Linked DNA regions of Mus musculus: regions 1 and 3 are each linked to region 2. A link is a loop called in an ENCODE intact Hi-C map of the cell type or tissue named here. Cell type or tissue: left cerebral cortex. All regions are shown on one strand. Region 1 overlaps Ddx42 (DEAD box helicase 42). Region 2 holds the start of Limd2 (LIM domain containing 2). Region 3 overlaps Map3k3 (mitogen-activated protein kinase kinase kinase 3).

Evidence for each region. A loop is a pair of places that touch in the nucleus more often than their neighbours do. Peaks named below come from ENCODE experiments on the same cell type or tissue, not always from the same donor. Only the 100,000 strongest peaks of a DNase experiment are listed, where the experiment ranks them.
Region 1: a loop joins it to region 2, with 2.8 times the contacts of the local background. A loop is called at or near these places in 4 of 42 quality-filtered maps.
Region 3: it touches region 2 in a loop (2.1-fold over the local background); 5 of 42 quality-filtered maps call a loop at or near these places.

The regions. Positions count from the first base shown.
Region 1 is chr11:106,229,658-106,237,657 of GRCm38, forward strand. It overlaps Ddx42 (DEAD box helicase 42), which reads left to right. Exons shown (of 18, transcript NM_028074.4): 5 at 673-709; 6 at 1,475-1,624; 7 at 3,149-3,253; 8 at 5,195-5,314; 9 at 5,950-6,126; 10 at 7,338-7,466. Among named protein-coding and RNA genes, the nearest start is that of Ddx42, 17 kb to the left of the region's middle. In left cerebral cortex, a CTCF peak has its summit at 4,521 (motif pointing left); no DNase peak of the experiment used is centred here.
Region 2 is chr11:106,155,145-106,163,144 of GRCm38, forward strand. Map3k3 (mitogen-activated protein kinase kinase kinase 3) reads left to right here. Exons shown (of 16, transcript NM_011947.4): 16 at 1-1,512. It overlaps Limd2 (LIM domain containing 2), which reads right to left and starts at 5,032. Exons shown (of 5, transcript NM_172397.4): 1 at 4,907-5,032; 2 at 4,204-4,298; 3 at 4,018-4,062; 4 at 3,791-3,930; 5 at 1,110-3,689. The coding sequence starts at 4,245. The coding sequence ends at 3,530. It overlaps Gm10840, which reads left to right and starts at 4,244. Exons shown (of 2, transcript XM_030246469.1): 1 at 4,244-4,314; 2 at 4,616-6,015. The coding sequence starts at 4,244. The coding sequence ends at 5,417. Strada (STE20-related kinase adaptor alpha) reads right to left here. Exons shown (of 13, transcript NM_001252448.1): 13 at 7,830-8,000. In left cerebral cortex, CTCF peaks have their summits at 3,104 (motif pointing right) and 4,808; DNase peaks (open chromatin) are centred at 392, 1,467, 2,215, 3,113 and 6 more places; H3K4me3 peaks cover 3,018 bases; H3K27ac peaks cover 6,025 bases.
Region 3 is chr11:106,089,384-106,097,383 of GRCm38, forward strand. It overlaps Map3k3 (mitogen-activated protein kinase kinase kinase 3), which reads left to right. Exons shown (of 16, transcript NM_011947.4): 2 at 7,608-7,729. Among named protein-coding and RNA genes, the nearest start is that of Map3k3, 8.8 kb to the left of the region's middle. In left cerebral cortex, no CTCF peak of the experiment used is centred here; no DNase peak of the experiment used is centred here.

The DNA of each region.
Region 1 (8,000 bases), 75 kb after region 2:
ATCCCCAAGGTAACTGATTTTGACTAAAAGCAATTTATTCTAGAGCTAGAAGTTACAGGAATAATAAAGTTGTGATATTCTTTCAACTGTATACCAAACCCAGGAGGGTTTTCTTTTCAATATGTAATACACAACTATGTTATGTTTGTTGTATATATTGACAAAGCTTAGTATCCCTCCATACCTCTCTTCACCAAGAAAGGTTTTACTTTTTTTTGTTTGTTTTGTCTGTCTGTCTGTCTGTCTGTCTGTCTGTCTAAGACACTGTTTCTGTGTGTAGCCCTTAGCTGACCTGGAACTCTATAGACCAGGCTGGTCTCTTAACTCAGAGATCCACCTACATTTGCTTCTGGGGTGCTATTTAATTCCTCTGAGGAATTAAAGGAATGGGCCACCACTTCCTAGCTAGATTTTACCTCTCATATCAGTTGGTAATTGATGTTTCTAAGGGTACCATATCATCTCATTGCAAAAAGAGGGAATCTTTAGCTCATAGAGTTAAGCCACACATATATTATGGGTGGATCGTGTACAGTATACTTATTGTTGCTTTGTTAACGTTAGTGTTGAGAGTTCTATACTGTATGGAATTCAACACTAAGCTGTTGTAAGTATGGAGCTGGGTATGTGGAACATTTGCAGGGAAGTTTGTTTCTCCGCTTGTTTTTCCAGGGGTATTCGAGATGACATTGAAGAGGAAGATGACCAAGTGAGTTTCTATGCAGTATTTCTATCTTTTATTTTTACTCCACAAAGTCTATACTGGGGACAGGTCAGAGCTTGCCTTCACTGAATGACTTACTCCTTTTCTATCTGTGTGACCAATTAATACTATCTCCAGATTCCCTTCCCCCATGATGCACGTGGGATTTTTGATCAACTGACATTTTTTTTTAAAAAAAGAACCTTATTCAGGTTTTTTTTTTAATCCAAATTTTAAGTTTACTGTGATAAGCCAGTAATATGAGTTGTGTGGGGCCTCTTACTGGTTTTTTTTTTTTTTTTTTGCCTCTTTCCAGTAATTGTTTGTGACTCTTACATTGTAGTTGAAACATTAGTAACTATCCATTAGTACTTCTTTTTGCCTTGTCTAGTGTGGGATGGTGAGGACTATAGACTTCCAGGTTTGTGATCTTTCTAATCAGTGTTAACTTCCAAACTTGGATTGGTATAAAGCCAAAGCATGTCTTCCTCAGCTCTGGGCAGGGTAGTAAGATGTCCCCACAAACAGGAAGGCTTCTGTTAAATAAATCAGATCATTGTGTAATATTGTCTTGCTCATTGATTTTGAGTATTGCTATTGTAAAAGAAATCATTGCTATGTTAGTGAAAGTCTTTCCTTATTTGATAGGTATTTGTTTAAATTATATAATCTTATGGTTCACTGTGTGTGCACTGCATGTGCACTGATTGCAAATGTATAAATGTTCTTAACTGTACTTAGGTTTGATTGTGCTCTTGTGCTTTCCTGCAGGAAGCTTATTTTCGATACATGGCAGAGAACCCAACTGCTGGGGTGGTTCAGGAGGAAGAAGAGGACAATTTGGAGTATGACAGTGATGGAAATCCAATTGCACCTTCCAAAAAAATTATCGATCCCCTTCCTCCCATTGATCATTCGGAGGTATTACATTTTTTGCTTTGTTTCTAACTGATACAGTTTCATAGTTTGGAATCTTTATTTCTGCTAAGTGGTTGGATCAGAAATTCCATGAGGCGTTCATAATATATAAACTAGCTCACTGTAGTCTCAACACTTATGAGACAGAGGCAGGAGGATAGCCAAGAGTTTGAGGTTAGCCTAAACTGCATAGTGGTTTGCAGCTTAGCTTTGTTTACTAAATGAGACTATTTCAAAACCAAAAAGGCTTACTGTAAATGGTTGTGTACTATAAGAAGAAAATTTGGGCCTGAAGATTTAACTCAGTCAGAAGAGTAACTTGCCTACCATTCACAAGGCCTGTTGTTTAATCCCCAGCATTTCATAAAACTGTATGTGGTGCATGTCGAGTTCCAGCACTATCAAGGTCAGCCTGGACTGCATATTAAGATACTCTCAAAAAAAAAAAAAAAACAATCAAAACAAATCAGCCAAAATAGGCTTGGCCGTTCATTTTAATAAGTTTCGTGGGCAATTTTAGAGCTTTACAGACTTTATTTTTGGAACTGCTGAAGTTATTCTGTGGCTAAGAGCGGCCTGCTGCTCTTCAGAGGACCTGAGTGTAGGTCATAGCACCCACACCCATACCAGGCGGCTCATGCATAAACCTAGTTCCAAGGAGTGTGATGTCCTGTTGTAGCTTCCCCAGCCATCTGCACATATGGGGCATGCACTCTCACAGACACCTACATAGAATAAAAAGAGTTTTATATTTTTTAATGATGTGTGTATGTGGTGGGGATGATATGTGCACATGAGTGCAGAGTCCAAAGGACAGAAGAGATCTGCTATCTCTAGAGTTAAAAGCCACTGAGGGTAAATGCTGGAAACTGAAGTTGGATCCTCTGCAAGAGCCATTTCTCTAGCCCTAATTCCATGCTTTAAAAAAAAAAATTAGAATTCCTTCTCAAGACAAACCTATCTCTAAAGGAAATACTGATAATGTTTTTAAATGCTTGGACCTGGATGAACAACTTAATCCTAAGCATTAATGATATTTGTAAAATAATTTCTTTTTAAAAATTTGTCCTCTGAGACCTTTAGCACTACAGCCATTCTTTATTCTGCTGCATGTTATTAAAGTCTGAGATGTCTGTGGAAAGTAAATTGGTGTCTGTTTTGAAAGTAGGAGTTCAAGCCGGGTGTGGTGGCGTACACCTTTAATCCCAGCACTTGGCAGGCAGAGGCAGTCAGATTTCTGAGTTCGAGGCCAGCCTGGTCTACAGAGTGAGTTCCAGGACAGCCAGGGCTACACAGAGAAACCCTGTCTCAAACAAACAAAAAAACAAACAAAAAGAAGAAAGTTGGAGTTGGAAAAAATATAGGCTGTACTTTTTTAAGAGTGTGTCAGAAATAAATGAATTCATTATCTTTCTAGAAAGAATGCCTTTGTTTTTATAATATTTGTAAAAAGTTATCTTACATTAAATCAAACTTACAGGATTGACTCTTGAATTCTAGACTAACTTTGAATAATTGGACCTGCAGATTGACTATCCACCATTTGAAAAAAATTTTTACAATGAACATGAGGAGATAACCAACCTCACTCCACAGCAGTTGATAGACCTGCGACATAAGCTCAACCTTCGGGTAAGAACCATTACGCAAGAATCCTTACATCAGTGTTTGTACAAGTTTAGAATTACCGCTCATCCAGATAGTAAGCCTAGATTTATTTACTAGGGAGAATAATAATTACAGCCCTAGGGTTTGTGTGTCTTGGATTTGATTGATTTAGCCCTAAAGATGCTATTTCAGAAAGATTATTTTGGTTTTAACTTTTCATCTTTTAAAAATACTGTGTGTGCACATATGTGTGTGGATATTGGGGGGTTGCTTTCAGATGTCACCTTGCAGAAGTTGGTTCTCCTTCCAGCATGTGATTCCTGGGAATAGACCTCATTGTCAGGCTTGATGACAAGTGCCTTCACCTGCTGAGTCTTCTCATCAGCCCTATATCTTGTTTTGCACATTCAGTCAACTTTGTACTGAGTTAGGTGGACTAAGAATAAAAAAATAGGAAACACATCTTCAGAGGCAGGAAGTAGAATTAATAATAGATGTGAACAAACCATGAGCTGTTGGAATATTTTGAAATTATATTTTCTTCAAGTTTTATATGATGTGTTTTTTTAAAATAGTAAATGAGAAGGCTGGAGAGTTGGCTTGGTGCTTGCTGCTTAGTCATGAGAACTGAGGTTCAGCTATTTGCACATAAGCGAGGCATCCCACAGGTAGCTGTACTCAGGCTCAGAGGGCTTAGACCTGCTCTGAACGGGGACACACACACACACAAAGTCTACTTTAAAAATATTCAAATAAATCACTGACTTTTAAAAACATTCACGCACTAATTTTACAATAACACTTTAAATTGCCACCAACAAATTGAGTTGCCCATTTGCCATGTTACTTAAAATGTTTTTAATATGTTAAGGTCAAATAGCAGAGAGGATATGTTGGTTTGCTCTAGTGTGAATGACTGGTTTATTTCTGCTTTATTAGTTGCTATATAATATTTAAAATCTTGAATTTTCAAAGATATCATAGTATGTATGTGTGTATATGTATGCACAAATACATGTTTACACTCCCGATGAAGTTTCTAAGAAGTTAATAGTACCTTCTTCCCCAAAGAAAGGTCTTCAATTATATATATTTTTATTATATATTATATATTTTATACACACACACACACACACACACACACATATATATATAAATAAAATCCGGACTGGAGAGATGGCTCAGTGGTTAAGAGCTCCGACTGCTCTTCCAAAGGTCCCAAGTTCAAATCCCAGCAACCACATGGTGGCTGACAACCATCCGTAATGAGATCTGGCGCCCTCTTCTGGAGAGTCTGAGGACAGCTACAGTGTACTTACATATAATAAATAAATCTTTAAAAATAAATAAATAAATAAAATCCTCGTTGGAAATTACGACCACTCTAAAAGAAGCAATAAAAAGTTACTACTACTATATAGACAAAACGGAAATCAGTAGTTCTCTTTCTTTACTGGGACCCAGTTGAAACGAGGAGGCTTGATGGTGGCTAGGCCATCACTAAGAGAATGGTTAACTCTTGAGAAATCAGTAGGTTGCATCTTTATAAACAGTAGCGATAGATGTGTTTTCATTTTATTTGCAGTTTTAATTTACCTTACACTGAATCTTAATTTTTCTGTCATCCCAGTTAATGTTTATTCAACTTGGTAAAAAGAATGTTGATGACTTTTTCAGTTAGTTGAATAATTTGTTTCCATTTCTCATAAGAAAATTAATTTTGAGGTAGTTCTGTGTACTTAATCATTTAAAATTGGTGGTGGGATTATTCAGGAATTCTTACCATGGTTTCCTTTGCATGAGGCCATCGTGTTCAGGGTTTGACCCTTTTTGGTGTTTTTGCTTACACACCTGCTTTTCACTCTTTATTCTAGCTAAAGTGCTTGGTCTGAGTGTGCACTGTTGAACTGTAAATGCTGTTTAAGTGAAAGTACCGGTCTTCCTGGGAATTGTCTTTGTCTCTAGGTCTCTGGTGCTGCACCTCCCAGACCAGGAAGTAGCTTTGCTCATTTTGGGTTTGATGAACAACTTATGCACCAGATTAGGAAATCTGAGTACACACAGCCGACCCCAATACAGTGTCAGGTGCGTACAGCATGGTGGGTGGGGATGGAAAGCTCTGGAACTTCTAAAGATGGGAGCGAAAGGAGACCTTTGGAAAAGGTTTTTTGTACCTGCTGAATCCATTGAAAATGTGTTGTGAAGGAGATACTTTCTTTTCTAAACCTCACAGAAAAGATTTGTCCATGGATATACTTTGTGCTTTCAATGACTAGAATCCCTTTGTAAATGACATGAAAGTTTTTCATTTATTGCTGTGACGGATAGCTTCTGTTTGCCATTCAAATGTGGAATTTATGTATTCCTTTACAAAAACAGAAAGAGAAATTCCTACATATAAATGAAGTGGCCTATTTATTTTCCAGGAGAGAACATTAGAAGCCCTGTACAAAATTTTTAATAACTCCCTTTATACATCAAGTCTTTATTTTGATATATCAATACAAATGGGAGTCATGATTTTTTTTTATAAATGATGCCTTCATGAAGGTAATATTTCCTTTAAATCAGGCTCATGGGAATGTCAGGATTCAGCTAATGTTCATGGCCCAGAATATTTTTGTTCCATTGGAAATGAATGTCATTTGTAGTAATTTTCCCCAAGACGTTAGTTCATCTTTAGAATTGAGTGAATATACCTTTCCTTTCTTCTTCTCTAGGGTGTACCTGTAGCACTAAGTGGGAGAGACATGATTGGTATTGCTAAAACAGGCAGTGGGAAAACTGCAGCCTTTATTTGGCCCATGTTGATTCATATAATGGATCAGAAGGAATTGGAACCAGGTGATGGACCAATTGCAGTTATTGTGTGTCCTACTAGGGAGCTTTGTCAACAGGTATGTGCTTTGTATAAAAGGCCCCTTTCTACTTTTGGACTAGCAAGGGACAGTGAGCAGAATGATCTGTGAAGTTTAGTTATTGTTGCTTGGCACACGCATACATGTGGTTCTATAAGAGAAGTCGGAGGCTGACTTTGGAGTGTCTTCCAGGATTTATCTTCCCATTTGGTGAGCTAGTACTGCTACTTTGGCTTGAGCGGGCTGTTCCACATATTCTCTCTCCACCTCCTGGGTACTCCTGGGGTCATTGGCAGGGCACCAGTCCCACTAGCTTTTATGTGGACTCTAGAAGTCTGAATGTCATTTCTTACACTTGCGTGGCAAGTGTTTAACCCACTGAACCATCTCCCCAACCTCCTCCAACTCTTGTTTTAAATATGATAAAACTACATATAAAATTGGCCATCTTAACTAACCCATTTTAAGTATCTAGTTCAGTGGCTGACATTAAGCATATTCACATTATTATCTTCCCTGTGAAGTTTTGAGAAATGTGAACATATTTCCGTAATAAGGGTAGCTTTTTTTTTTTTTTAAAGTCACAAAGGGGTGTGGGTATTATGGGAATTGTTTATATTATAAGCTCACAATGTTTTCTGTATAGTGAATTTAATTTTCTTGGTAAATAGACTGGATCAAGAAGATGAATGATGCAAATGAAGACCATAGCCTTGTTTTATGATTAAGCTGGATGTAGTAGGAGATTTATTTAATCCCAGCACTTGGGAGGCTGAGGCAGGAGAATTTTCTGACTTTGAGGCCAGCCTGGTCTACATAGCAAGCTCCAGGCCAGACAGTAATATATAGAGAGATTCGGCCTCAAAACAAAAAAACAGAAATGAAAAGAAACAAAAGAATTTCGATTTTAAGCATGTTCTAGGTTTTTCCTTTTTCATTTTTAAATGGTTGTTCTTGTTTTGGTGGCTGTTTGTGTGTGTGTGTGTGTTTTCAGTAATAGGAATTGAACACAGCCTTTGAGCTATATGCCCAGCCCTCTTCTGTTTGTATCTTCCTAGTTTTTGTTTTTGAGATTGTGTCTTAAGTTACCCAGGTTAGACTCAAACTTGCTATCTTTCTGCTTTTATCACCTAGTTAAACTATAAGCCTGTGCCACTAAGTACAGCTACATTTTGATTTTCTATAGTGGTATATACTGTGTTCTAAGGACTGTGTTTTGAGTAGTTTTTAAAATATTAACAACTTTTTAGATCCACGCAGAGTGTAAGCGGTTTGGGAAAGCGTATAATCTTCGATCAGTGGCCGTGTATGGAGGAGGGAGCATGTGGGAGCAGGCCAAGGCCCTTCAGGAAGGGGCAGAGATTGTTGTATGTACCCCAGTAAGTATATCTTGTTCTCAATCTCTCTTGATTCAGAAAACATGATTGCTTTTGAGGGAATTCCCTCTAAATATGGGAAAGCTAGGCTGGGATTATCCTGTGAGTAACCAACCTTTTGTCTTGGTTTCATTATGATCAGTTGACTAAACAGCAGTCTAGTTATATCCATGACCAATGTATCAGCAGCTACAAGTTCCTATTTTAAACAGGTTTTCTTAGGCTCTCTTAAAAACTGGGTCTGGCCGGGTGGTGGTGGCTCGCGCCTTTAATCCCAGCACTTGGGAGGCAGAGGCAGGCGGATTTCTGAGTTCGAGGCCAGCCTGGTCTACAGAGTGAGTTCCAGGACAACCAGGGCTACACAGAAAAACCCTGTCTCAAAAAAACAAAAAACCGAAACAACAACAACAACAAAAGAAGTTTTATCTAGAGACTGCCATATCCAGGGATCCACCCCATAATCAGCTTCCAAACGCTGACACCATTGCATACACTAGCAAGATTTTATCGAAAAGACCCAGATGTAGCTGTCTCTTG
Region 2 (8,000 bases):
AAAGTCCTTGAGCTGCCACAACCGTGTCCAAAGCCACCAGCTGTGTTCCTCAGCCCGACCTGTCCACTTGTCATCAACCTCATTCCCTTCTTGTTCCTCCCACAAAGGAGGATGCCAGTAGGGGCTAGGGAAAGAGTTATCTCCAAGCAGCTTAGAGTTGGCCATATTTACCTCAGCCTGGGTGCTGGTCCTTTCTTCCAGCCCCTTTCTTCCCCTCCAAATGTGCCTATTTCTAGAGCTCCTCCCTCCTAACTCCCAAATTTTTGGGAGTTATCATTAAAGGAAAGGAAAAAAAAAAAAAAGAAGCCAGTGCCCAGGGATGGGCATCTCCAGGGAGCTGGGGATTAGTGCCAGGCAGCTCTTTGCCAGCCATGCCCACTTCCCCATGGGCACAGAACAAGCCAAAGCCTTCGTTGTATGTTGACGATGCACTTTTATGAATGTAGTTTCTATCGCTGTTTTTAGCCTTTTCACATCATGTAATGTGAGGCCTTGTACTTGTTAATTTATATCTCAGATCCATATTTGATGGTTTTATATATATATATCAATTCTAGACTGTTACCGGTGATGGACTCCTGAAGAGAGAACAGAAATTGAAAGCAGCTGGTTTTGCAGATATGTGTGTTGCACGGTGCCAATTGGGCCTGGGCCCCTCTGTTTTATTTCCTTTCCCTTGGGGGTCTGTCAGGCCACTCTCTAACTGCTCTGAAGCCAGTGAGCAAAGTCCTGCTTCCACCTCAGCCTTTGCCCAAAGTAGGGACTGGCCCCTCTTCTAGACCAAAGCTGCCAAAAGGCAGCTGGGCCTCTCCATGACCCCATCCTGATGGCTATATAGCACCCTTTAGCCTATCCCTATCCACACCCCGAACCCAAAGGAGATAGAGATTGGTGGGGTGACAAGATGTTAGATGAGACAACTCTGCTTGTCACAGGTTCAGGCTCTCACGGAGCTCCCCCCATATCCCCATGGGGGGGGGGGGGGAGTGTATTACCTCATAGGCAATGTTTCTAAAATGAACTTAAAAGTAAACCAACAAATTCTGCACTCCAAAGGGGGGGTGGGGGGGAGACACCTTTTTTTGTGCCAAAAACTGTGGACATGCTGGTTCAGCAGCCTCAGGACCAAGCTGTTAATTTATTTTTTTCTTATTAACAAATCCAAATGACAAGTTGTGGGCCTCCAGGGTGGCCTGGGCCCAAAGGTTATGAAGGAAGGTTTCCTAGCAGCCCTTGGCCTGCTGTGCAAAGATGCTACACCACCTTCATTTGTTCTTCATTCCATGGGGTTTATCTGCCTTCACCAACCCCACATGGAAGGGCCAAGCCTGGGTCAGGTGCACGCTGCCACCCTCCTTCCCCTCCCTCCCACTTGCCCAGCTCTGTGTCTGAATTGTGGAATGTGCAGAAGAACCTGCAGCCATAGTTATTGACTATATCTTGACTGAGGGCTTGCAGTGCAAAGCCAGGCCAGTGCATTACTTACAATAAAAGGGATCATTTATATCAGAAGGGTCCTGTGACCATGCTTTCGGTTAAAGGTGGTGGTGGGAATTTTTACAGGGATGGGTTGGGTACAATGCCTAACACCCAAGTTGAGGCCTCTTAAATAGAACTTGAAATGGCTGCCAAAAGCAGCCTGTGATAACTTGGCCAAGGTGGCCCCTCTCCTTCCCTTTTATCCCAGCGCGTCACTGGGACAGCACTGGTTGTCCATCTGAGCCGAATCCATCAATAGCTGAGTTCCTAGGACCATTCATGGCATTTTGTAGTCTTCCTGGCCGAGGGGTTTCCCTTGGTCCCTTACAGAACATCAGTCAGAGGCAAGGTCTCACTATGTAGCTCTGCTGTCCTGGAACTCACTACATAGAACAGGCTGATCTTGAATGCACAGAGACCCACCTGCCTCTGCCTCCTGAGTGCTGGTATTAAAAGCATGTGCTGCCACGTCCAGCCCAGCCACTGTTTCTTTACTGCAGCAAGAGACCATCCTTGTCCCATAAATCCAAGGCTTTGTCGTGCCTGCTTCCCAGATGCCCACCTGAAGGAAGTCTACAGTGATTCACCCATTAGCAAGACCAGAGGCCGGGCTGCCTAGCAGCCTTTGACCTCTTGCTTACCGATTCATCTGTCCCATAGGCAGTTTGCAGAAGCCAGGAAAATAGGGCTTGGGGCGAGACAACTCAGACTTCCACTGAGGGAGCATCTTCACACTTGCCTTGTGCTTCTGCTGTGTGATGTCGTCCCTCAGTGTGCATGAACTCTGAGGAGCGCAAAGTTTGCCCCTGGAGGTCCTGGCACAGTAGCTGTGACATCCCACTTCATACAAGAGGCTCCAGGAAGATGACAGTCATGAGGAGAGAAGGTGGAAGACGTTGTACTGGCAGCACTTGATAGGCTATGGATTCCTACCATTCTTTGCAGATTTCTAGGGTAAAGGACTAGGAGGAAATTGGACAGCTGGAATCAGCTAGCAGAAAGGCAGACACTAAGGTCTTGGCCAAGTCAGAAAGGTTCTCTTCTGTACTCAAGTGTAGTGAATTAACCTCTGAAGAACCGAAGCCAGGCATGGATGACACAGGCCTTTTTAATCCCAGCACTTTGGAAGCAGAGGCAGGCAGATCTCTGTGTTCTAGGCCAATCAGAGCTACAGTGAGACCCTGTCTCAAAAACCCAAAACATTTGTGTGGTTGCAAGCCAGTGTGCCTGGCTACTCTGGGACGAGGATACACAGTGGGATTTCAGGTTTGACAGCTTAACACCCCAAGGTGGCACAGACCACCAGCCCCTTTAAGGCCAGGAGTATTGTGGGCTGTCCTCCATTCCCCTCGCTATGAGGAGTCTGCTGCATGCCTGCCACAAAGCATCCCCATCAGGCCACACAAGAGAGTCAAGAGCTGTTTAAATGTTTTTAAAAGAGGGTTGATCACAACAGAACAGCACAACAGATGGAGGAGCATAGCTACTGCCGACCCTGTCAGCTGAGGCTCTAGCAAGAGCTTTAGCTTTGTGGTGCAAGGGACCCCCAGACCCTGAAGGCTGCAGGCTGTCTTGCCTCTTCCCCAGCCCTCCCCCCTCAGCGAGGTGGCATCTATGAGGCCCAGTAGATGGCACTCTCCCTCTTCCAGTCTCTGTGGCTCATTACCAGGCTAAGGGGCAGAGGTAGATGGGGAGACAAGGGGGTACACAAGGCCCAGGTGGCAGTGAGGGAGCTTGGGACCCTGAGGAGGGCATGCTGACTCCTTGCTGGAGAAAAGGCACCTAAGTAGGGAAGCTGGGCTTGTGGGCCTCCCAGGGAGCCGTGGGGTGAGATGAGGTGGACTAAAGGACACAGTATGGTGAAAATTCCAATTCTGGTTCCCAACGCCAACCTCCCATGGGAAAAGTAAGGAATCCTGGAGCAGAGCCTTATGCCTGAAACCTGTGTGAGGGAGCCTCATCCTCTCCCACCCCGCGCCCCCGGGTTAATCTCCTTTCCACTGCCCAGCGGGAGGCCATGTGCTGGGAGGGAATGGGTGTTAAAGGGGTCTCAGGCCGTCTTGGTGCCTGAGTCCACCTCCTTGTGGGCCCAGAGCTCCTTGTGCTGTTTACGACCAAACCCTTCATCGTAGTTGCCTTTACTCTTAAACAGCTGCTGAAAGTGAGGTCTGCAGTAAAATTCACCGTGCATTGCAGCATAACTGCCCAGGCTGTGGAAGCAGAGAACATCTGGGTCAGTCTGGGGCAGGGCGGGAAGGTAGGGTAAGGGTGGGCAAGTAGGTGGGCAGGCCGGGACAGGGCAGGAGCGCACCTGAGTTTGGTGTGGCAGTGTTTGCAACAGAAACAAGAGTTGTGGAAAATGAGCTTGTCTGCCACCAGCCGCTCCATCGGGTACACAGTCTTCTGGCAGGCTGCACAGGTCTCCTTCACCTGAGCCCGCAAGCTAAAGGACTGTGGAGTAGGAGCAGAGTACACTTAGCAAGAAGCCGGGTTAGCGCCGACCCTTTCCTCTGCCCACACCCACCCTTAGGACCCTACCTTAGACCGCTGTACCGTGCTGCTGCCACTGCTGCCTTTGGCTTCCTGGGGGAAGAGGAAGAGTCAGAGGGGTCAGCTCTCCGGTGGCCCAGCCCACATCCCAGGGGCACTCGAGGTGGCACAAGGTGCCAAGCAAACAAGCTGCTCTTGTCCCCTTGACTCCTCCCCACCTGGCTGGACACCTACATGAGAGGGGGTGGCCTGGGCGGCTCCGGCAGCTTGGAACATGGCTCTTCAGAGGTGCTTGGTGGCCCTGGAGGAGATGCCGAGCCAAGAGGGTTCTGCAAGGGGAAGTCAGTCAGTGGGGCCCCATGAGCCCTCCCCCACTCTGCAGGCTGGGGTGTTTTTAGGCAGGGGGTTGGGGGGCTGCGGTTGGGACTTTCCCTAAGTCATTTCCTGTTGCTCTGGGTCTTGCCACTTCCGCCCCTCACCCACCCCCAACAGCCTACCCGCCCCTCATACAGCCCCCAAGGGTTAGGGGGTCCCTGAGTGGAAACATATGTGGAGACAGAACAAAGTTAGCGAGAGTGGCCGGGGACAGGGGCTCCACGGTCTTTGCCTGTGGGAAGCACAGGCAGAGACCCCGCCTGGGATGAAGGGAGGTCAGCAGAGGTCTGGGCAGGGTACCGCCAGACCCGCGCGCCCCCTCACCGGGCTTAGACGTCCAGCCCCTAGACAGTGCTGGGCCCGACCTCCTGCCTGGCCAGGCTGCGCTGCCTCCCGCGCCCGCTCTTCGGGACCCCAGACCCCGAAACCCCACCCCACCACGAGCCGGCCCTACGGGACCGACGCGAGCCTCGGGATCCCCGCGAGCGCAACGCGCGAACCGCCAGGCGGCGTCGGCCCCGCAACGCTCCGCGCCCCTCCCCCCGGCCGCCGTGGGTCTCACCGGGCCCGGCCTGCGCCGCGGGGCGGGGGTCGGTCGCTGCGGGACCGCCTCGGGTGCAAGTGGCGCGGGCGCGAGCTGCCGCCGCTGCCAGTGGTCCCCGAGCGGCAGCCGCCGCCTCACCGCGGCGCCGCCCCCGCCGGCCCCCGCCCCGCGCCCGCCCATTGGCTCCGCGCGCCCGGGGCCGCCTCCGGGAGAAGCCGCCGCCGACCCCCCTCTGTGCTTTGTCTTTCCCTTGCTCGCCGTCCCCCCGCCTTTGTCTGCCCCCACATCGCTTTCACAGCCCGCGCTCTCCCGCCTCCCGGAGCCAACCTCCTCTGCCGCTCGTGGAGAAGGGACGACGGCGGGGACCGAATCGCAGATCTCGGGAGGAGACGAGTTCAGCCTGCGATCGACACGCAAGGCTCTTCCGGCGCGGACCTTCAGAAATGGCCTGGGCCTTTACTGCCTCGGTTTACCCGTTAGCCGTTGTGAACGCAGTCCCATTAGCTCCGCCCCCTTCTTGCGCTCTTAAGACCCAGTAGTTTGAGGCACCCCACTGTGGGGACTCGGGAGGCAGGTCCACTGGCAGCCACGGAGTCCTACAGAGGAAGATGGAGGCGGCTCGTAGTCCCTCCGTATACCCCGATGTTAGGCCAAGGGAGCCGGCGGTGGGCCCATGTCACTACTGAAGGGGTGTGACAGATCCGCTATCCGAGAACTGCAGCCTTGTGGTTTCCGAAATCACCAGCCCCCTTAAGCTCGACATCCTAAATGGTTTCTGTGACCAGATTTTGTGGGATTAGTAACCTCGGGCCTTGCCATGGCCCAGGTCAAGCCCCTATCTGAAAGGACCCACTTCCTTGCATCAAGCACACCTTGTTCCACCGAAGGGAGCAGAGAGCCATTTAGGCTGGAGTTGTTTAGAGAACAAAGTGCAACAAGAGCTGCTTTTGCCGCTCCGCCCCAGCCCACTGCACAGCAGGTTGAGGGGAAGGACTCTAGGCAGCAGCATCTAGGGCACAGACTTCTGCTGAGGGCTTTGCCTGAAGCCCAGCTGGAGACTGTCTTCACACAGCCCTCGGCGACATATTTCCACACCCCTGTAACAGGAATAAAACTGGTGGCTCTAGCGCAGGCCCACGCGTGTCAGGGAACAGAACAACTTACCGCCTCCTGCCTGGCAGGGGAACAGGGAGGCAGCAGGCAGCATCACCCATCCCCACCCGCGCCCCACTGTGGTGCTAATGCACCCACGCTGAGCTTCGCTTTTCTCCCTCAGCCTCAGGTCGATGTTTGCCTGCACTGAGGCTCAGCCTGGACTTCGTAATGGGTGTTCCTCCACAACTAGGGGTGACTCTTCCTAGGAAAAATTATCCACACCTATCATCAGATTCTCCAAGGGAGCTGTTTTGTACAAGAAGGGTGAAGCCCTTAGGGACACCAGGCAGCTGCTCCGGGGCACTGATTGGCAGCCCGCCCTGCTGGGACCATCTGTGGGCAGAGCTGGAGAAAGCTACCACAGTCAGCAGTTAGCTAGGAGGAGGAAGGATCGAAAGCAGCTAACTGTGGGCCCACGCCAGCGTTCTGAGTTCGAAGCCACCCAGGGCTACAAGTCATATCCTGGTACACACGGACACACACACAAAAAATTTTTTTAAGTATCTGAGAAAAAGTTGGGCAGGGGCTAGAAGCGCTGGAGTGTCACATGAGCTTCTGTCACATGCCATTTCAGGTCCCCTAGCCTACCTCCAGTAGGAAAATTTTTTTAAAGTTTCTTTAAATGTTCTGTAGTTGTTAGACAAGATCTCTAGCCCAGGCGGGACTCAAACCAGCTATGTAGCAAAGGGTGATGTTCAATCCCATCCTCTCGCCTCTACCCCCAAGTGCTAGGTTTATAAAGTACTCTGAGCCATGCCCAGTAGAGAGAGTCCTGAGGAGCTGGGGAGCAAAACATGGCGCTTGCCAGGCGGTGGTGGCACACGCCTTTAATCCCAACACTGGGGAGGCAGAGGCAGGCGGATTTCTGAGTTCGAAGCCAGCCTAGTCTACAGAGTGAGTTCCAGGACAGCCAGGGCTACACAGAGAAACCCTGTCTGGGGGGTGGGGGGGACACACGACATGGCACTTCACGTCTGCTGTGTGAGTACTCTGCCAACCAAGCTGGACTCCCAGCCTCAACTGTAAAACTTCCTAAGAAAACATAAAGTTTCCTTGGGGAGCATTTGATGGTCTGAGAATTCTCAGAAAAAAGGGGCATAAGACCTCAGCCAGAGGTGAGGGCCTCACCCAGGGGACTGGCAAGGTGGAAAATGCTGAGCTGGGGTTGTACACGTGGGCATGCACAGGAACAAGGTCAGAACAGGTCCCCTTGCTCCTCATCCCTGGCTGCCAGCCAGGACGACAGGTTCTTGGGTTACACTTGCTGGGTATTAGTACCAACCATAAGGAGACAAACATCAGGTTACAAGACAAAATCTTCCACCCCTTGCTGCCCAGAGGTGGGCTTGGCTAGTTGCCAGCACTGGTACCCTTTCTGATAATTTTGCCAAGGCAAAATCTAATACTAGGGCTGGCAAGATGGCTCAGTGGTTAAGAGCACTGACTGCTCTTCCGAAGGTTCTGAGTTCAAACCCCAGCAACCACACCCGTAATGAGATCTAACGCCCTGTTCTGGTGCGTCTGAAGTCAGCTACCGTGCACTTATGTATAATAATAAATAAATCTTTGGGTCAGAGCAAGCAGGGACTGAGCGAGGGGAGTTTACCAAAGTGAGAGGAGCTGACCGGAGCGAGTGGGGCTGACCAGAGCGAGCAGAGGTCCTACACCACATGAAGGCTCACAACCATCTGTACAGCTACAATGTACTCACAAACATAAAATAAATCTTTTAAAAAAATTTTATACTCAAACTCTAGGGAATTAAGAGACCACGGAGCCGGGCGTGGTGGCGCATGCCTTTAATCCCAGCACTAGGGAGGCAGAGGCAGGCGGATTTCTGAGTTCGAAGCCAGCCTGGTCTACAGAGTTCCAGGATAACCAGGACTACACAGAGAAACCCTGTCTCGGAAAAGAAAAGAAAAGAAAAGAAAAGAAAAAGGTGACCACGGATGTTTCT
Region 3 (8,000 bases), 66 kb before region 2:
CCTGGGCAGGTCTTCAGGAGGATTCCTGGTGCCTGCTGGCCAGCCATCCTACATGAGTGAGAGATCCTGTTCCCCAAAGTTTGGAGAGATGTACAGGAAGATGCCTGATATCAACCTTTGACTTAGAGAGGCACATGCACAAGACCTGCAGATGCATACACACAAAGGGTGTAAAGTGGTGATTCTATTGATTCTTACTAGCAAGCAGTGCTTTACTTTGTAATATGCATTTGAGCCATTAACTTTGGTAGATTGTTATATCTCCTAGTAATAGAACAATACACATTTAACTTTTTGGTTTTTTGAGACAGGGTTTCTCTGTATAGCCCTGGCTATCCTGGAACTCACTCTGTAGACCAGGCTGGCCTCGAACTCAGAAATCCGCCTGCCTCTGCCTCCCAAGTGCTGGGATTAAAGGTGTGCGCCACCACGCCCGGCTATATTTAACTTTTAAATAAAAAAATTAAATACTGTACTTTTAAAAGTTTTCATTATCTTTAAAATTTTGAAGAAGAGTTGAGACAGTCTTAACCTGTAGCTGGCTGGCCTACAGCTCACTATGTAGAGCAGCGTAGCTTGGAATTCACAGAGATCTGCCTGCCTCTGCTTCCTAGTTGGTAGGGTTACATATGTGAGTCGCCACTCTTGGCTTCAACCATTGTCTGTTGTTGTTGTTGTTTTTTTTTTAAACTGGGTCTCATGTGGCCTACACTTGGCTCAAACTAAACTTGCCCATGAACTGGTATGCACTGTGCTTGGCTGAACCATGTTTTTTTAAAAGTGTGTCTATCTGTGTGAGTGTGTGTGCAAGAGTGTGTGTGTGTGCACCAACATGTGGAGGTTAAAGGACAGCTTTTGTGAGTCACTTCTTTTCTTCCACAGTGGATCTAAGCATTAGGCTTGCATGGCAAGAGATTTTAAAGGCTGAGTCCCTCACCCTTGTTCTTGAAGAAGAAATTTTTTTGGATCGAAGATGGGGTTTGGTTGTGCATACTTACTGTAAATTATTTTTGCCAGTGAGGAGGCCAGACCTGGGAGGACTGGGAAGTAAGTGTGGTGGGGTGCATGCTGTCAGATTCCCAAACAATCAATAAAAATATAATGGAAAATTTTTTTTTTGTCTGAATATGGTCAGCGTAGAGGCAGTGGAAATACATGAAATGTCATGAAGAGAAAGTAAAATCTGACTCAGGGACTCTGGAGCACAGACTCTTGAGTTGAACAGTATGATCAGATGACCTGGCAGAGCTAAGACAGAGCCTTGGCAAGATGAAGAAATAACATCATTACTTAAGTGAAAACAAAAATTGAAATTACTTTAGACTGGGTGTGGCAGAGCACTCCTTTAATTCCAGCACTTGGGAGAAAGGCAGGTGGTAAACCTGGTCTGAATAGCAAGTTCCAGGACAGCCAGGGCCACCTTGTCTTAAAAAACTGCGACCAACAAAATATTACTTTGGGGATTTGTAAATGTGGAAAAGAGATTGTTTGTCTGTAGGATGACAATGTTTATTATAAGACATGGTGCTTCCTGTAACTTCTGGGTTAACCAAGAAAACTCATAAAAGGGACTTCCCTTAAAAACCCTTCAGATAAAGTTCAATGTGGAAAAGTAACTTCCTACTGGAGCTAGGAAGGAGGAGGGTGTATGGCTCCACACCATAAGTCAGAAATAAGAGAAGAAGTACAAGTACGAGGTACCTGCTTTCTTATGGTTTCTTAGGAGCCTCTGTTTCCCTCCCCTCCCCCTCTCTTTTTCTGTGTGCACCAGGTACATGCTCATGTATGCCACAGTGTGTGTGTGTGTGTGTGTGTGTGTGTGTGTGTGTGTGTGTAGCTCAAAGTATTGTTTGTATAGGGGTCACTTCTTGCCTACCACCATGTGGGTTTCAGGAATCAAACTCAGTTTGTCATGCTTGATGGCAAAGCACTTTTCCCTGCTAAGCCCTCTTGCCAACCTGTGCTTCTATTGTACGGCCGACCTCTCTCATCCTTGGTTCACAGGTTTCTTGTTTTCTGTGAATACACATCATACCCTTCCTAGGTTACTAAATTTCTTTATAAATAACATGTATTTACTCATTTTGTGTGTGTGTTTTTGTGGGGTGGGGTGGGGGCAGGATACCTAGGCCATGGTGGCATGTATGTAGAGGGTTAGAGAACAGCTTCTGAAAGTTAACTCTCACCTTCCTTTCTGTGGTTCCTAGAGATCCAACTCAAGTGGTCAGTCTTGGCAGCAAGGACCTTCACCCAATTAGCATCTCCAACCCCATGTTTGTTTGTCTGTCTGTCTGTCTGAAACACATTCTCATTTATTTGTAGCTGGCCTGGATCTCTCCATATAGCTAAGAATATCCTTAAACTTCTGCTGTTTTTACCTCTCAAGCTAGGATTGTAGACATGCCACAACAAATGACCCTAATTTTTAAATTTCAAGTATTTTCTTCCTTTTTATGTTTTTATGCTTTACTGGTAGCATATTGATCAAGATCTGATTTTCTTTATTTCTTTTTTATCCCTTATTTGATAAAATTTGATAGAATTTGATAAATTCTTTACTTTTTTTCTTCTATGGCTGAAATAGCTTGCTCTTCTGAAAGAATCTTTATTCTGTTAATTACTATTTATTCTGTTAATGATTATATAAAACCATCTATATACAGTTCTTGCTACTCACCTCTTAAAAATATTTTCATACATTTTTATTTAAGTATGATGGTTTGTATATTGTCCAAACCAGTTTACTTTGTTTTTGTGAGACTAGGCCTTGAACTTGATGGGATTTTCCTGCTTCAGACTCCCTAAAGCTGAATTTAGAGGCATGTGCCATCATACCTGGTTTAATTGTGTGTGTGTGTGTCTGTGTCTGTGTGTCTGTGTGTCTCTATGTGTGTTTATTTATTTATTTTGAGACAGGGTCTCACTATATAGCCCAGGCTGGTCTCATACTTGTGATACTATTGCCTTAAGCCTCCTAAGAGCTGGGATTACAGGTGTGTGTCACTATCCCTGTCTCTTCAACCTACTTCTACTTTTTAAAATTACATTGTATTTGTATATTTATTATTTTCAGAAATTAATTTATTTGTTTTTGAGACAAGGTCTTAACTGTGTAGCCCTGGCTAGCCTAGAACTGTTTCTGGAGACTAAACTAGATTCACAAACTCAATGTTTATTTACCCTTCCCTTGCCTCCCATTGCTAGGATTAAAGGTATGGGCCACCACTCCCAGCTTGTTTATGTTTTTACCCCAAGAGTTTATACATTCTGAAGTAGCTTTTAAATTTTTCTCTTTTTTGCTTTTCATGAGACAAGGGTCTTACTATGTAGTTTTAGCTGCCCTGGAGCTTACTAGATCTGGCTAGCCTCTAAGAGATTTTCTGCCTCTGCCTTCTAAGTGCTGGGATAAAAGTTGGGCTTTACCATTCCTGGTTGCTTTTTAAATGTTTTAAAGTAGGACTAGAGAGATAACTCAGCAGCTAAGAGCACTGGTTGCTCTTGTGAAGGACTTGGGTTCAGTTCCCAGTACCCACCTGTTGGCTTAGAACCACCTATAACTCCAGTTTAGGCCATCAAGTGCGTCATTCTTGCCTTTGTGGGCACCAGGCAGGTATCCATGCACTGAAATATATAAAATAAATCCTTTTTAAAAAGCTTTCTAATGTATAATGCATGATAAATGTTGAGCAAATGGTTGTTAATCATTAATAAAAATTCAGGAATGAATTAAACCCTAGGGTAGACTAAATAGCCCTTCCTGTCTTTTTCCACTGACCTTTTCATATTGATGACAGTAACAGCTAGCATTTTTAAAGTGTTACTAAGTACCATGAAAAGTAATTTGTAAGTTTTCTTCTATCTTCACGTCTCTCTATCTCAGTAATTCTTTAAAATGATGCTTTATTACCTCATTTTGCAAATGAGGAAATTGAGATTTAGGGAAAACACATGATTTAGGGACTCCTTAACCTCAGATGTTTCTGACTAAAAGTTCATATTCTTGACTGCTGTCTTCTAAGAAGGCTCTTGTTTTTAAGAATTGCTTTTATGGGATTTCATGCTGAGGGAATGCTGATAATTTTAATTGAGTTAAAAATCTCAGTCCAGGAAGCAGTGCCTAAAAGAGACACTCAGTTCCCTTCTTGTCTTCATCTATGTCTGTAGTTGGAAGCATCACTGAAAAATGTCACTGCTTCTAGTTCTATGTTTGTCCTCATAAAATTTCAACTCATAAAACCTCTGCCACACTTATATCAGCTGTCCTAGATTTCAGGAAAGAATGTCAAACCATTCTCCTAGTATCTTGTTAGTCCTAGGAACACCAAATAACACTGAGAATTGGTTAGCCTCCTGGAAGAAAAATTTGTCAACCTGATAAACCAACCCTTATAATAGCAAATTCTAATTCCCTTCCCCTCTCTCCTAGACATTGAAAGTAGGGCCTTGTACATGCTAGGCAAGTACTGAGATACTTTCTACCACTGAATACTTAACACTGAAATTCTTAATACTTCCAGTGGTAACATTGATACTAAAAACTTCATGCATGTTGGACGTGGGATATGTAGACAAATGGACCTTTGTGAGGCCAGCCTTGTCTACATAGCAAGTTCCAGTCCACTCAGGGCTACACTGTCTCCAAAGTGAACCAAAATTACCTCCCAAACCCCCAAAACCCAATCCTCCCGAATCTCCATACATGTAGTAAGCTCTTAGTATTTTTTACTGGATGCTTCTCAGACAACATTCATCTAGTACTAATCTTATTATCTTATATTGATCCTGATGAATTGTTATAGGTAGTATATTTAATAATATAAGGCAATTTATGTGTTTGTCACATTTAAGCCAGTTTAGATACTATCCTTTAGGGTGCATACATGCGTGCGAGTGCCAGTGTGAGTGTGTTGTGTGTGTGTGTGTGTTGCTAGGGATTAAATCCAGGGCCTTGCACATGTATACACCAGCCTTTGTTCTTGTTTTTGTTTTGTTCTATTTTGTTTGTTTGTTTTTTGTTTTGGTTTTTGTTTTTTGTTTTTGGAGACAGGGTTTATCTGTATAGCCCTGGCTGTCCTAGAACTCACTTTGTAGACCAGGGTGGCCACGAACTCAGAAATCCGCCTGCCTCTGCCTCCCAAGTGCTGGGATTAAAGGCGTGTGCCACCACACCCGGCTTTGTTTTGTTCTTAATTTTATTTTATGTGTATTGGTGCTTTGTAGGAATACATTTTTCTCAACCTACTTTATTAAGGGTTCAACCTCTCCTTTAGTTCCTCACCCATCCTTTCACCTGTGTGCCACAGCAAAACATTATTTGATATAACTGACTTTCCAAAGAAACTAGAAGTTTCCACCTCAGTGTTTTGCTCTCATGTATATCTGTGCATCTCTTGCTTGACTTGCTCCTGAAGGAGGCCAGAAGAGGGTACTGAACAACCATTGTTCTTAACACTGAGCCATCTCTCTAGCCCTTAAAAACTTTTTCTTCCTTTTTTTTTTTTTTTTTTTTTGAGACAGGGTCTTACTTTGTTGCTCTGGATGACCTAGAACTATATAGACCAGGCTGGCCTTGAACTCACAAAGATCCACCTGCCTCTGCTTCTGAGTGATGGGTGTGTGCCACGTGACTGGCTTTTTTGTTTGTTTATTAGATATTAGATTAAAAACAATAGAACAAGCAAATTCTCGATAGCTCTACTTTTCCTACATCATATTCTCTTTCTCTAAAGAGCCAATAGAGAAACTGCTAGAAAAAAAGTATAAAATAGTCAACGAAGGGCCTATATCCTCATTTGTTATTTTATTGAAAGTTTCTAATCTTTTTGAGTACTAGAATTATATGTGTAACACGTCTTCCCTTCGATTTTTTTTCTTTTTCCTTCTAGACAGGGTCTTGCTGTGTTGTCCTGTTGGTGTCCAAGTTAAGAACCTCCTGCTTCAGCCTCTTCAGTACTTGGGTTAAAGAGCATGGACCACTCACTGTTCTGGACCTATAATTTTTGTATATATTTTAAAGTAGAATTATATGGGAAACTACTCCTTTTTTTCTTGCAGGTTTTAAATTTAATTTTACTTTTCTGAACAGACAAAAATATCTCTATAGGTATCTTTCTCTATGTTTTTTCTATGTCTTTCCTATGTCTCTTCAGAGGTATTCTAGGAAGAGGTAAGAGGCAGGTGGAGTTGGAGAAGAGACCAGAATCATGCTGTGTTTTCCTTCCTCTGGAGTATTAATATTATAAGGGACAAGAATAAAGGGCAGAAGATGGGCACTTTCTTTGGGTGGAGATTTTTTTTTTAAACTTGCTTTTTTAAAAGGTGTGTCCTAAGTTCCCAAGTGAGTCATTTGGGGAGTGTGACAGTTTACCCTCATGTTCTCTTCCAGATCGACAGATACACTTATTTTCAACCTTTAAATGTTATTTGAAGGGGCAAAGATCTCTGGGAGAATTTTAAAGCTTGAGATTGGGCTGGTTTGTGTTCTGGATTTTGAACAGTTTGTCTTCAGAGGGTGAGAACGCAGTATTCCACAGTGTCCCAGACAGGGGGATTACAGTAAAGCCAGTGAGTTGAGGGTGATGAATTGCTCTGGCCAGGAGAACTACCCTCTGACCTCCCTATCAGAAGCCAACCTGCCTGTAAACTTTGTAATTAGAACCATATTTAAAGAAGCCATGTAAAACAACTGTTCAAAGCAGCTACCTGAGGTCCTTTAAGATGTCCTCTTGTACACATAGTGCTTTAAGAGTAGGGCTGGTGAGATGGCTCAGCGGGGTAAGAGCACCGACTGCTCTTCTGAAGGTCATGAGTTCAAATCCCAGCAACCATATGGTGGCTCACAACCATCTGTAACGAGATCTGACGTTCTTTTCTGTAGTATCTGAAGACAGTTACACTGTACTTACATATAATAAATAAGTAAAACTTTAAAAAAATAAAAAGAGTAAGTCTGGCTAGGTATAGTTACCAATCCTGTAAAAATCGCACTTAGGTTGCTAAGACAGGAGGATGTCATATTCTGGGCTAGCCTGAGCTACATACATAGTGAGCCCCTGCCTTAAAAAAAAAAATGAAGGAAAGAAGGAAGGAAGGAAGGATGGAAGGAAGGAAGACTAGGTTTGGGACCAATTCTAGCCCTGATGAGCTTGCTGAATTTATATTCCCACTCAGTAGCCAACTGTATTGTGCTATGCTGTTCCTTACTCCAACTTCTCAGGGTTTTCGTGGTTGAAGTCTTCTGGCATTGAATAAACTATTTCCTCAGACCCAATCAGTGCATTTCTAGAAATCTGGAGGACTATTGAGAAAACTTTAAAATTCAGATTGCTTTAGCTTGACCTTAATTATCTTAACCATTAAATGACTGTAGTTACAGTGTCTGTCTTGTTCTTTTGAAACAATCTTGCTGTAGTTCCTGGCTGCATACTTGGAGTACAGTGATCCTCTGCCTCTGCCTCTTAAGTGTGGGCATTTAGGCATGTGCTACCACATCTGGCTCAGGGTATGTCATTTTACTCCCTGGAATATTAGTCGTATAATTTGTGGAAATAGTTCTTTATTGGTCTGTATTGAAGTATCTTAAGCCCACATGCTCTCTTTAAATGCAGATGAACAAGAGGCATTAGACTCGATCATGAAGGACCTGGTGGCCCTCCAGATGAGCCGACGAACCCGGTTGTCTGGATATGAGACCATGAAGAATAAGGACACAGGTCACCCAAACAGGCAGGTACGTGTGGCTCTGGTAGAGCTTAACCTTATTTATTGGGGAAGGTTTTTAAATGAGGAATATATGAGAAGCTAAGGGTACTGTAATACTAGGCTTGAATGCTTTGGTCCCTTTCACACTTCTGTTAAATAGTTAATGATATGTAGCAGCCAGTATGGGTCCAAGAGCTGGAGTTCTTGGCATAGCATTTCATCCATGAAGAATAAGAATAAATTTTTCCTGTATTATGAGATCTATATTCATGTAATTCTTTTGCTTTTACTGATTATTT